Linked DNA regions of Homo sapiens: region 2 is linked to region 1. A link is a contact called in ENCODE Hi-C or POLR2A ChIA-PET data. All regions are on one chromosome and are shown on one strand. The core of a region is the stretch at or near the end of the contact, and the rest is flanking DNA. Distances in the headings are between cores, read along the strand shown. Region 1 holds the start of ATP6V0A1 (ATPase H+ transporting V0 subunit a1). Region 2 holds the start of PTGES3L-AARSD1 (PTGES3L-AARSD1 readthrough).

Evidence for each region. A loop is a pair of places that touch in the nucleus more often than their neighbours do. ChIA-PET counts read pairs that join two places held with the same protein, here RNA polymerase II (POLR2A). Pooled maps may share reads with other maps.
Region 2: a pooled map shows a loop between it and region 1 (6-fold over the local background). The contact joins the promoter of PTGES3L-AARSD1 here to the promoter of ATP6V0A1 in region 1. A Hi-C loop is called at or near these places in 4 of 50 pooled maps. POLR2A ChIA-PET finds 5 or more read pairs at or near these places in 3 of 52 experiments (B cell, GM12878 and OCI-LY7).

The regions. Positions count from the first base shown.
Region 1 is chr17:42,456,835-42,461,740 of GRCh38, reverse strand. It overlaps ATP6V0A1 (ATPase H+ transporting V0 subunit a1), which reads right to left and starts at 2,863. Exons shown (of 22, transcript NM_001130021.3): 1 at 2,778-2,863; 2 at 730-893. The coding sequence starts at 846. RefSeq lists a silencer at 2,794-3,003 and an enhancer at 3,154-3,243.
Region 2 is chr17:42,977,672-42,982,577 of GRCh38, reverse strand. It overlaps PTGES3L-AARSD1 (PTGES3L-AARSD1 readthrough), which reads left to right and starts at 2,050. Exons shown (of 17, transcript NM_001136042.2): 1 at 2,050-2,532; 2 at 2,915-3,028; 3 at 3,134-3,200; 4 at 3,310-3,408. The coding sequence starts at 2,396. PTGES3L (prostaglandin E synthase 3 like) reads left to right here and starts at 2,498. Exons shown (of 7, transcript NM_001261430.2): 1 at 2,498-2,532; 2 at 2,915-3,028; 3 at 3,134-3,200; 4 at 3,310-3,408. The coding sequence starts at 2,525. It overlaps RUNDC1 (RUN domain containing 1), which reads right to left and starts at 2,013. Exons shown (of 5, transcript NM_173079.5): 1 at 1,504-2,013. The coding sequence starts at 2,001. RefSeq lists a silencer at 1,697-1,946 and an enhancer at 2,017-2,086.

The DNA of each region.
Region 1 (4,906 bases), core at 1,614-4,113:
TGCGTGCAATCACACAATCTCGGCTCACTGCAACCTCCGCCTCCCAGGTTCAGGCGATTCTCCTGCCTCGGCCTCCCGAGTGGCTGGGATTACAGGCCTGCGCCACCATGCTAATTTTTTTTGTATTTTTAGTAGAGTCGGGGTTTCACCATGTTGGCCAGACTGATCTCAAACTCCTGACCTCCCGATCCGCCCGCCTCAGCCTCCCAAAGTGTTAGGATTATAGGCGTGAGCCACTGTACCCAGGCTAGATTGTCCATATTCTTTAGATAGCTTCTCCAAGTGCCCAGTATAATATTCCAAAATAATGAATATTCAGTATATGCTTATTTATATACTATATATCTGTAGCTGGATACCTCAAATTTTATTTTTTTTAAAATGTCCTACTATATGGAAAAACTGCAATATATTTTTTTAAATACCTTGCTATTTAGCAAGTGAAAGCCTTGATCAGGTTAGTTTGGTAACCTCTCCCTGCATCCCAAACAATTACCTGGAGAATGCTTAGGACTGTTCTGAAAGTGGGAGCTAGCAAAAGCATGTAAAGATTGGCACAAAACATTCTCACCTTTAGAAAGACAACTCAAAATGTGCATTCTGCCAATAGGAAGTCAGTGCTATAATGTTATTTTTGCAAATAAAAAACAAAACATTCATCATAAGGCATCTGACCACGATAGCAATAGAGTTCAGCAGTAATCAAGTCGCAGCCCCACAACTACTTACGTCACGAAACTGAACCTTTCCAAGTTCTCCTAATTCACTGACACAACAATAAGCAGCCTCTGACTGTAGAAAAAGCTGGGCCAGTGTCATTTCTTCACTCCGGAAAAGCTCCCCCATGGTGGCAGAAGGTACCAGTCTAGTGAGTACCTGGATTTCTCTCCAACCTGAAGCAAAGAGAAAATGACATAACTTTGGAAATTACCACGAGGGCTAAGAGCAAATGACACCCCACTACGGCTCTTGCATTTACATTTCTAACACCCCATGAGGACAGGTCAACAACTGTTTTTGACACCCTGTCTAGAAAGATGGAAAGGAGAAATTGCAAAGGCAGTTCCTGAATTCTGTCCCACAGAGTGTCAGATGAAAAGTCACTTCCATTCCAGTCAACATCAGGATCAAATGACAATTATTTTGGGCAACTCAACTGATAAGAATGTATCCAGATTAAAGACAGGAACTGGGAACCTCAAACAACTCTTTAAATACCCAGGACACAATATTGAGGCAGTGAGTTTCACACTGCTCAATCTGTTTTTGCTAGTGCAGGAAACAAACAGAAGAGGCCTTCAATACCCTCTCATAAAGATGTCTGCCTTGTAACTATCCTTCTCCCTTCTACTGACAATGCGCATTTCTAAAAGCCCAAAGTTCTGGCACTATCCTAAAGCTATGGCTACACTAAAGGGTTTAATCTTCCAGATTCCTCAGAAAACAATATTTCCCCACTTAGGAATTCAAACAAATAACCGTCATCTGGAAAAAGCAACCAGTTTGCATATTAAGCTCAATTTCAAATCAAGCATGACAGGAACACACTGATAATGACAAAGCAGTTTTATCAAGCCACAGAGAATAAGCCTTCCACCTCTGCAGCTTTCTGTTTCTCAACCCTACCTTCAAGATTAATTACATTCTTCCATCTGTCAAATCTCATGAGCCAATAAAGGTTTCGTTTTAGTGCTGTCTTACTGTTGCCGGGTATGAGACAACTGGCGCTATCAGTGGTCCTGAAACTGCAATTATTTATTCTCGATCAGCTAATGTAAGGCACAGCCTGTCCAGTATCCAAACTCAGAAAAATGCACAGTATTTTTAGTGTCATAAGGGCATCTATACTGAGTACTGATAGATGAGTCTGACATCAAAGGAAGATTTACTCTTCTGGAAGGCTGGGAGACATTTTGAGAAATCTGAACGAACAAACCTTTGTGCATGTGATGTTCAAGACAGTAACACAAGCTCAGACATAAGCAAGGACTTCTCAAGAGAATATGCAGGCTGACTTTAAGATTCTGTACATCTGAATCATCCAAATCAGCTGTTACCGGCACCACCCTTAAACAAAGAGAGATTCTACAACCTCTAAACACATAAAATTAGGCCTGGTCAGCATAGTTCAGGAGCTGTGGATAATGATAAGCCTCCAACGAGTCGCCTCCGTCCTCCTGCTCTTTAATGATTATAGGTCTCCCAAGAATATCTCTATAGCAATGGAGGCTAACAGAAAACTAATTAGGCCAAAGTAGTTCTGGACGATCACAAAACAAAATATGAAGAAACAGCAATTCTGCAAAAGATGAGTCCAACTACAGCGCCCCCGCGCCCTGCCTAGAAGAATCTCACTCCTGTCATCCGGTCCTCGCCTCCTCCCACGGTATTCACCTGCTTCATTTCCTGTCTACCCAATGAGCAGGAATTCTCTGGACTCAGGCTCATCTACCTTGAGATGGGAAAAAAGGAGAGGAAAACCCCCAAACTGAGAAACCCTTTAAGAAGCCCCCTAAATTCTTCTGCCTATCCAATAACCTCCGGTTCCTCCGCCTACCCCTTAAAGCAGGGAAGAGATGCGGGGCTTCCAAAGGGCAGTGAGCCTCCGGTTCCTCAGGGCAGAGGAGGGGTGCCCAAGGAGGGGGCGAACCCCCATTTTATCTCGAAGACGTCAGATCCCCGCTAATTCCTCTGACAATCAAGGGGGCTCTTAGAAGGATTTCCTACGTCCATCGAGGGCCGCTCCCTGTTGCGCTAAACCTACAGCCCCCACTCACCTCCAAACTCCGCCACAGCAACCGCCACAGAAACCACCGCAGCCAAACCCGCACCCTCCGCGGCTCCAGGAGCAGCGCTTCGACGTGCTTGCGTCCGTAAAGCCCCGCCCCTGCGCCGCCGCCGGCCCCCGCCCCCGCAATGACCTCATTGCAGTTGGCCAATGGGGCGCAGCCTCGCCCGGGCTGCAGCAGTGCGGAGTCACGGGGGTCGCAGGCGAGACCCAGCGTGCTGACGCCATGTTGGCCCCTGTGCTGTATCTCCACGCTGGGGAGGGTTAGCGGGTGGGGCTGGAGGTGCAGGTGCTCGAGGCCTTAAGTTCCTGAGCCTCCCTGAATCCTTTTTCTTACCCCTTATACTGGGGTAGGTTGTCTTTTCTCTTTCTTTTTTTTTTTTTGAAGTCTCATTCTGTTGCTCAAGCAGGAGTGCAGTGGCGTGATCTCGGCCCACTGCAACCTCCACCTCCCGGGTTCAAGCGATTCTCCTGCCTCAGCCTCCCAAGTAGCTGGGACTACAGGCACGCACCACCATGCCCGGCTAATTTTTGTATTTTTTTTTTTTTTAAGTAGAGACGGGGTTTCACTATGTTGGCCAGGCTGAGTCTCGAATTCTGACCTCGTGATCCACCCGCCTCGGCCTCCCAAAGTGTTGGGATTACAAGCGTGAGCCACCACGCCCGGCCTTTTTTTTTTTTTTTTTTTTTTTTTTTTAGATGGTCTGTTTCCCAGGCGGGAATGCAGTGGCGCGTTCTCGGCTCACTGCAGCCTCCGCCTCCCGGGTTCAGGGGATTCTCCTGCCTCAGCCTCCCTAGTAGCTGAGATTACAGGCACGCACCACGCCACCCGGCTATTTTTGTATTTTTTGTAGAGATGGGGTTTCGCCATGTTGCCCAGACTGGTCCTGGCCTCCACCCGCCTCGGCCTCCCAAAGTGCTGGGATTACAGGTGTGAGCCACCGCGCCCGGCCCTCTCTTTATTTTCATATCCAAAGAATTAATTCACACATACGCACCCAAATAATTAATGTCTTCTCTCTTTATTTTCATATCCAAAGAATTCACACACACACTCAAATAATTAATACGCAGACACATATACCACCCTTTCTCTTTTCCCTTATTTTACAGATGAGAACATTTGAGCCCCAGACTGGGGAGCGGCTAGCTTTAGATCCTGTAGTAGAGTCTTTAACGGGGTCTCATTTGCATAAGTATGGAAAACCTCTCTTTAAATGGTACATGGTTCATGCCTTCCAGCAACTTCCCCGGGTCTATTTTTCTCTGTTTAACAGGAAAAACCTCATCAGACCATATGTTGTGAAAGTACATTTCAGTCTTGTTTGGTAGATTCATGTGGGCTCAATTGACCACTTAGGAGTTTTCAATTCCTCAAATTTATTTTAAAAACATTTTTTATGGCTTGTACTCAACTTGTAAATTAAATATTGAAAAACATTTTTTAAACGCAAAAGTGATGTCTATTATTTTTTAAATGCCATTATCAAATATTGATATTGATTCCCTTTTCTTGCCCTTTTAAAGAAGAGTAGGGATCTCAAGTCGTTTGTGATAACCAGAATTGTATCAGGAAAAACTCAGAAAACCGGTTATTCTGTCTTCCTGGGTGGTGGAACCCTGTTGAAATTCAAGTGTAATGAGGGAGATATTCCAGATAAAAACTTGTTGCTGATAATTTTGTCAACCTGACAAAAACATCATCAAACCTGCTTTACCAGCCTAAACAAAATAAGGGGACAAAAATGGACGTTTTATTTGAATTTATTGTCTCATATTGTGAGTGAAGATATAACCTGACTTCAATACAACCTTCTTAAGACACAGAGTCTTGGAGAGACCCATACCCTCCTTCTCCCTGCTCCCTAGCTCTCAACCCTTCTGGCAAGACAGATCGGGACCCACATTTAAAAGCCTGCCAAGTTAGAGAAAACTGTTACACAATATCATTTCCTTCCTCTGAGACTTAAAAAAAAATTAACCTCAGTCAGCTGCTTGCTAACCACAAATTTTTCATACTCCACTTTTAAGACAGCCTTTCCTGTGGACTTACTTCAATTCCCTTGAACTCTTTTCACGGCTTCTTTGAAAGAATATTGTTTCAGAACTCCTTTTCTG
Region 2 (4,906 bases), core at 801-3,300, 520 kb before region 1:
TGTTTCTAAAGGTGAAAATGAACAACAGAGTTTCCTATCATGTAGAACCTTTGGTGCTGTCCACCCCTTTCTAGCCCTTAAATCTGACAGTTTGAGGTGGCTGCTCCTTGTGTAAGGAGTTGCAGGTATGTGGAGAAGGGTGGAACAGTAAACACAGGATTGCACTGGAAACAGTTCAGACTAAAATAAACAAATCATTATCTGCTTGATAAATCTTCTTGGCTAAAACCAATGTAAGTGGGAAGAAAGCCACATGTAGATTGTAGTTTGAAGAATAAAATGGTGAAAAGGGATGGGGCATGGTGGCTCACTTCTCTAATCCCAGCACTTTGGTAGGCTGAGGAGGGCAGATCGCTTGAGCTCAGGAGTTCGAGACCAGCCTGGGCAATGTGGTGAAACCCCGCCTCAACAAAAAATAAACAAAATTAACTGGGTGTGGTGGCACACACCTGTAGTCCCAGATACTGGGGAAGCTGAGGCAGGAGGATTGCTTGAGCCCAGGAGGCAGAGGTTGCAGTAAGCAGAAATTGCGCCAATGCAGTCTGGCCTAGGTGACAGAGTGAGACTCTGTCTCAAAAAAAAAAAGTGAAAAGGCAGTGTACCTCAACACTTCCAATAAAGCCAGCACTTTGTGCACTTCCAGAGATGCAAAGCTTGTAAGGAAACGTTTACCTGGTGTCTTATACATAGTTTCACTACTTCTGGGGTAGGCACACTGAATCGATCTTGTCAGTTATCAGAGGACCTCATTCAGAATGCCTAATGATTAAGCAGGATGGAGGAAGAGTTTAAAAATTTCAACATTATAGCCTGCACGGTGGCACACGCCTGTAGTCCTGAGGCTGAGGCGGGAGGATGGCTTGAGACCAGGAGTTCGAGACCAGCCTGGGCAACATACCAAGACCCTCCCGTCTCTTAAAAAGGAAAAATTCCAACATTAGGAAATTTATCTAATCAAGAGTTGTGTTTATTTCAGTTACTAAGAGACCCTGCTGTTAATCCAAACTCCCACCCAAAGAAGTGTAAAGACTGCCTAGATTTCAGGAAAGCAGGGACAGGGAGTTAACCTAAATTTCCACGGATTCCAACTCACTTTCCTTTCCTTTGCCAATTTTCCCAATCCCCAGAGTCGGGGTCCTCTAGCAGCCAAAGTGTTCAAGACTGAGATACGTGAGGGAAAGGTGAGTGGGCGCAGCACTGCTCTTGGCTGCTCTGCTGCCCTCTCAACGACTCACTTCGCTCACCGCTCCTCTACCACTCACGTCATCACGCACCGACATCTCTCCACATCCTCCGTGCACACCGCTCACCCTCAGGTTCCCAGGCCTCTGTCCTCTTGCCCTTCAGCCGGCCCCGCACTCCAGTCCCCTGGTCTCCGACACACGTACTCACCGACCGAGTCGGGGAGGCTTCTCCCCGCATGCACCATCATCCGGGTCTGGATCGCCACCCACACGACCCCACTATTCCCATATTCCTCGCGGCCCGGCTCCAGCCACTCACCTGGTCCTCGCCCCGCAACCATGGCCGGTCCCCTGGCAGCCCATCGCCCTCATCGCTGGCGGGGTCGCCGGGCCCTTCGTAACCTAGGACGTGAGGGCAGCCGCGGAAGGCGAAGTCTTCGAGCTCCCGCAGAAGGCGCTGCTGCTCCGCCGGCGCCCCGCGCACCACCTGGCGCAGGCGGAACTGCACCTGCGCGAAGTGCGAGGACAGCGCCAGCAGCGCCGAGTCCAGCCGCCGCCGCTCTGCCCGCAGCCGCCGCAGCGTCCGGCCCGGCGAATCCGGCGGGGAGCCCGGGGCCGCGCCAGGCTCCTCGGCCGTCGCCTCTTCTAAAAACGCGGTTGCCCCAGGCCGGGCCTCCGCCACCGCCCCCACTGGGGCCCAGCGCACCGCCTCGCACGGTGGCAGCGGCTCCTCTTCCTCCTCCTCTTCGTCTTTCGCCTTTGGCCCAACAGCCGCCACCACCGTTACCGGCTCTGCAGCCGCTTCGACAGCCGCCATCTTCCCGGAAACACCACCGCACGTCAGCCGCGCCCCCCTGCTGCCATGGCAACGGCGCGGTGGCCTGGAACCCCAGGGGAGTGGTGGGCGGGGCCTGAAGTACCCAAGTCCCCGAGGGCGCGCCTTCCCCGGGAATTTAATTCAGGACAATAATGTTTTATTGAGCGCCTATTGTGAATCAGACACTGAGCAGTAAGCGTCGGAGAAACAGGTGAATGATACCGGGGAAAAGTCATTCCCTGTGTGTAGCGTCTAGGGCAGCCTTTGCCCTGGTTCCAGCAGATGGGTTGTCTCTTCATAGTCTATGCATTTCTGAAGACCCCACGGTGAAGGGCTGCAAGGATGAAGCTGTCCCAGAGTATCTCCAGAGTGCAGATCCCTTGGCTGCCAGGTCATGTTCTCTCTTCCTCTCAACTGCTCTCCCGACCATATAAGGAGAGGCAGCTGCTGGGGGCGTCCCCAGGATCTAAAGATAGCGGCCCCTGCCTGGAACTCTAAATGCCACCCTGGAGCGGGAGCCGCAATGGCACGGTGAGTGTTTCCGGCTCCGGTGCTCCCCCTGGCCCTTTTCCCTGGAGATTCCCTGCTCCAAGTCTTCTGGGCGCTCCAGGTTCTGTGAGGCCCCACGGGAGCCCCGGACCCCTGGTCTCTGTAACTGTGGGGTGAGGGAAGGTGTGACCTGAATGTTCTCCCTGACCTCCTAGTTTCCTAGTCTTGCACGTTCTATTCTTCCCAGGTTCACATTCACCACACCCACCCACTCCTGTCATTCCCTTCCCTTTCACCCCTTCTGTCTCATTTAGCTCCACTTTGAAAAAACTGTGGCATCAAAGGTCCCTGGGTAGTCCCTTCCCAAATGACCTCAGTCTTCCCTCTCCCACCCCTATGAAGCCACACCTCAACTTCTCTTCAGGCAGCACGCCCGGACCTTGTGGTACGACAGGCCCAGGTATGTGTTCATGGAGTTTTGTGTTGAGGACAGCACCGATGTCCACGTGCTTATTGAGGATCACCGCATTGTGTTCAGGTAGTGGCCCTGCCGTCCGAGGGCCTGGCTTCCCAGGAATCTACCCCTTTCCTAATGTCCCCACACGGAGTATTCCGCATCTCCTCAGCTTCATTGTCTCCTCAGCTGCAAGAATGCCGATGGAGTGGAGTTGTACAATGAGATTGAGTTCTATGCCAAAGTGAACTCCAAGGTAAGGGTGAAATGGGACAGTAAGGTTTGGATGGAAACCGGGCTGCCCAGGGAAACTGGAGATTAATTCTAAACCCCAGACCCTAAGAATGAGGCTCTCTATCTGGCAGGACTCCCAGGATAAGCGCTCTTCCCGCTCTATTACTTGTTTTGTGAGAAAATGGAAGGAAAAGGTGGCCTGGCCGCGGCTTACCAAGGAGGATATCAAGGTGGGTGTGTGGAAAGTGGCCTGCTTCTTCTCTCCATGTACCCAGGTTACAGCTGGGATTGTCCTTGCCTCCTTTCCAGCCAATATTCAATCACTCAACAAGTCCTGCCTAATCTTTTTTTTCCAACTGTATTAGTCTCTCTTTTTATTTTTATTTATTTATTTATTTTGAGACGGAGTTTCACTCTTGTTGCCCAGGCTGGAGTGCAGTGGCGTGATCTCAGCTCACCATGGCCTCCGCCTCCCGGGTTCAAGCAATTCTCCTGCCTCAGCCTCCTGGGTAGCTGGGATTACAGGCATGCACCACCACGCCCAGCTAATTTTGTATTTTTAGTAGAGATGGGGTTTCTCCTTGTTGCTCAGGCTGGTCTCGAACTCCCGACTTCAGGTGATCTGCCCGCCTCGGCCTCCCAAAGTGCTGGGATTACAGGCGTGAGCCACCGCGCCTGGCTTATTTTTTAACTTAAAGTTCTGGGATACATGTGCAGAACATGCAGGTTTGTTACATAGGTATACGTGTGCCATGGTGGTTTGCTGCATCTATCAACCCGTCATGCAGGTTTTAAGTCCTGCATACATTAGCTATTTGTCCTGAGTCTCTTTTTACTCTCTTGGTAATCTCTCCCAGTTAACTTACTTTCGTTGTAGGTGATGAAATGTGTAAGACTCCACTTCAGATATTGGCACTGCTATGAACATGGTCTTTCCCTTTACTGCAACTCACAATCAAAACCTTTGATTCTTTTTGTGTGTGTGTTTGTGTGAGATGGATTCTCACTCCCGTAGCACAGGCTGGAGTGCAGTGGCGCGATCTTGGCCCACTGCAACATCCACTTCCCGGGTTCAAGCGATTCTCCTTCCTCAGCCTCCTGAGTAGCTGGGATTACTGGCTTGTGCCCCCACGCCTGGCTAATTTTTGTATTTTTAGTAGAGACGGGGTTTCACCATATTGGTCAGGCTGGTCTTGAATTCCTGACCTCAGGTGGTCTACCCGCCTCAGCCTCCCAAACTGCTAGGATTACAGGCGTGAGCCAATGTGCCCAGCCATTTCTTTTTCTTTTTTCTTTCTGTTTTTTTTTTTTTTTTTTTTTTTGATTCGGAGTTTCGCTCTTGTTGCCCAGGCTGGAGTGCAATGGCATGATCGCAGCTCACTACACCTCCGCCTCCCAGATTCAAGCGATTCTCCTGCCTCAGTCTCCCGAGTAGCTGTGATTACAGGCATGTGCCACCACACCCAGCTAATTTTGTATTTTTAGTAGAGACAGTGTTTCAACATGTTGGCCAGGCTGGTCTCAAACTCCTGACCACAGGTGATCCACCTGCATCGGCCTCCTAAAGTGCTGGGATTACAGCTGTGAGCCACTGCACCCGGCCTCTGCCAATTCTTGTTTTCTATATTCCAGTCCCAGAAGTAGTTTCCACTGTAGAAATTAATTGATGAGTCTTATTCTTTCTTTTCTTTCTTTCTTTCTTTCTTTTCTTTCTTTCTCTCTCTCTCT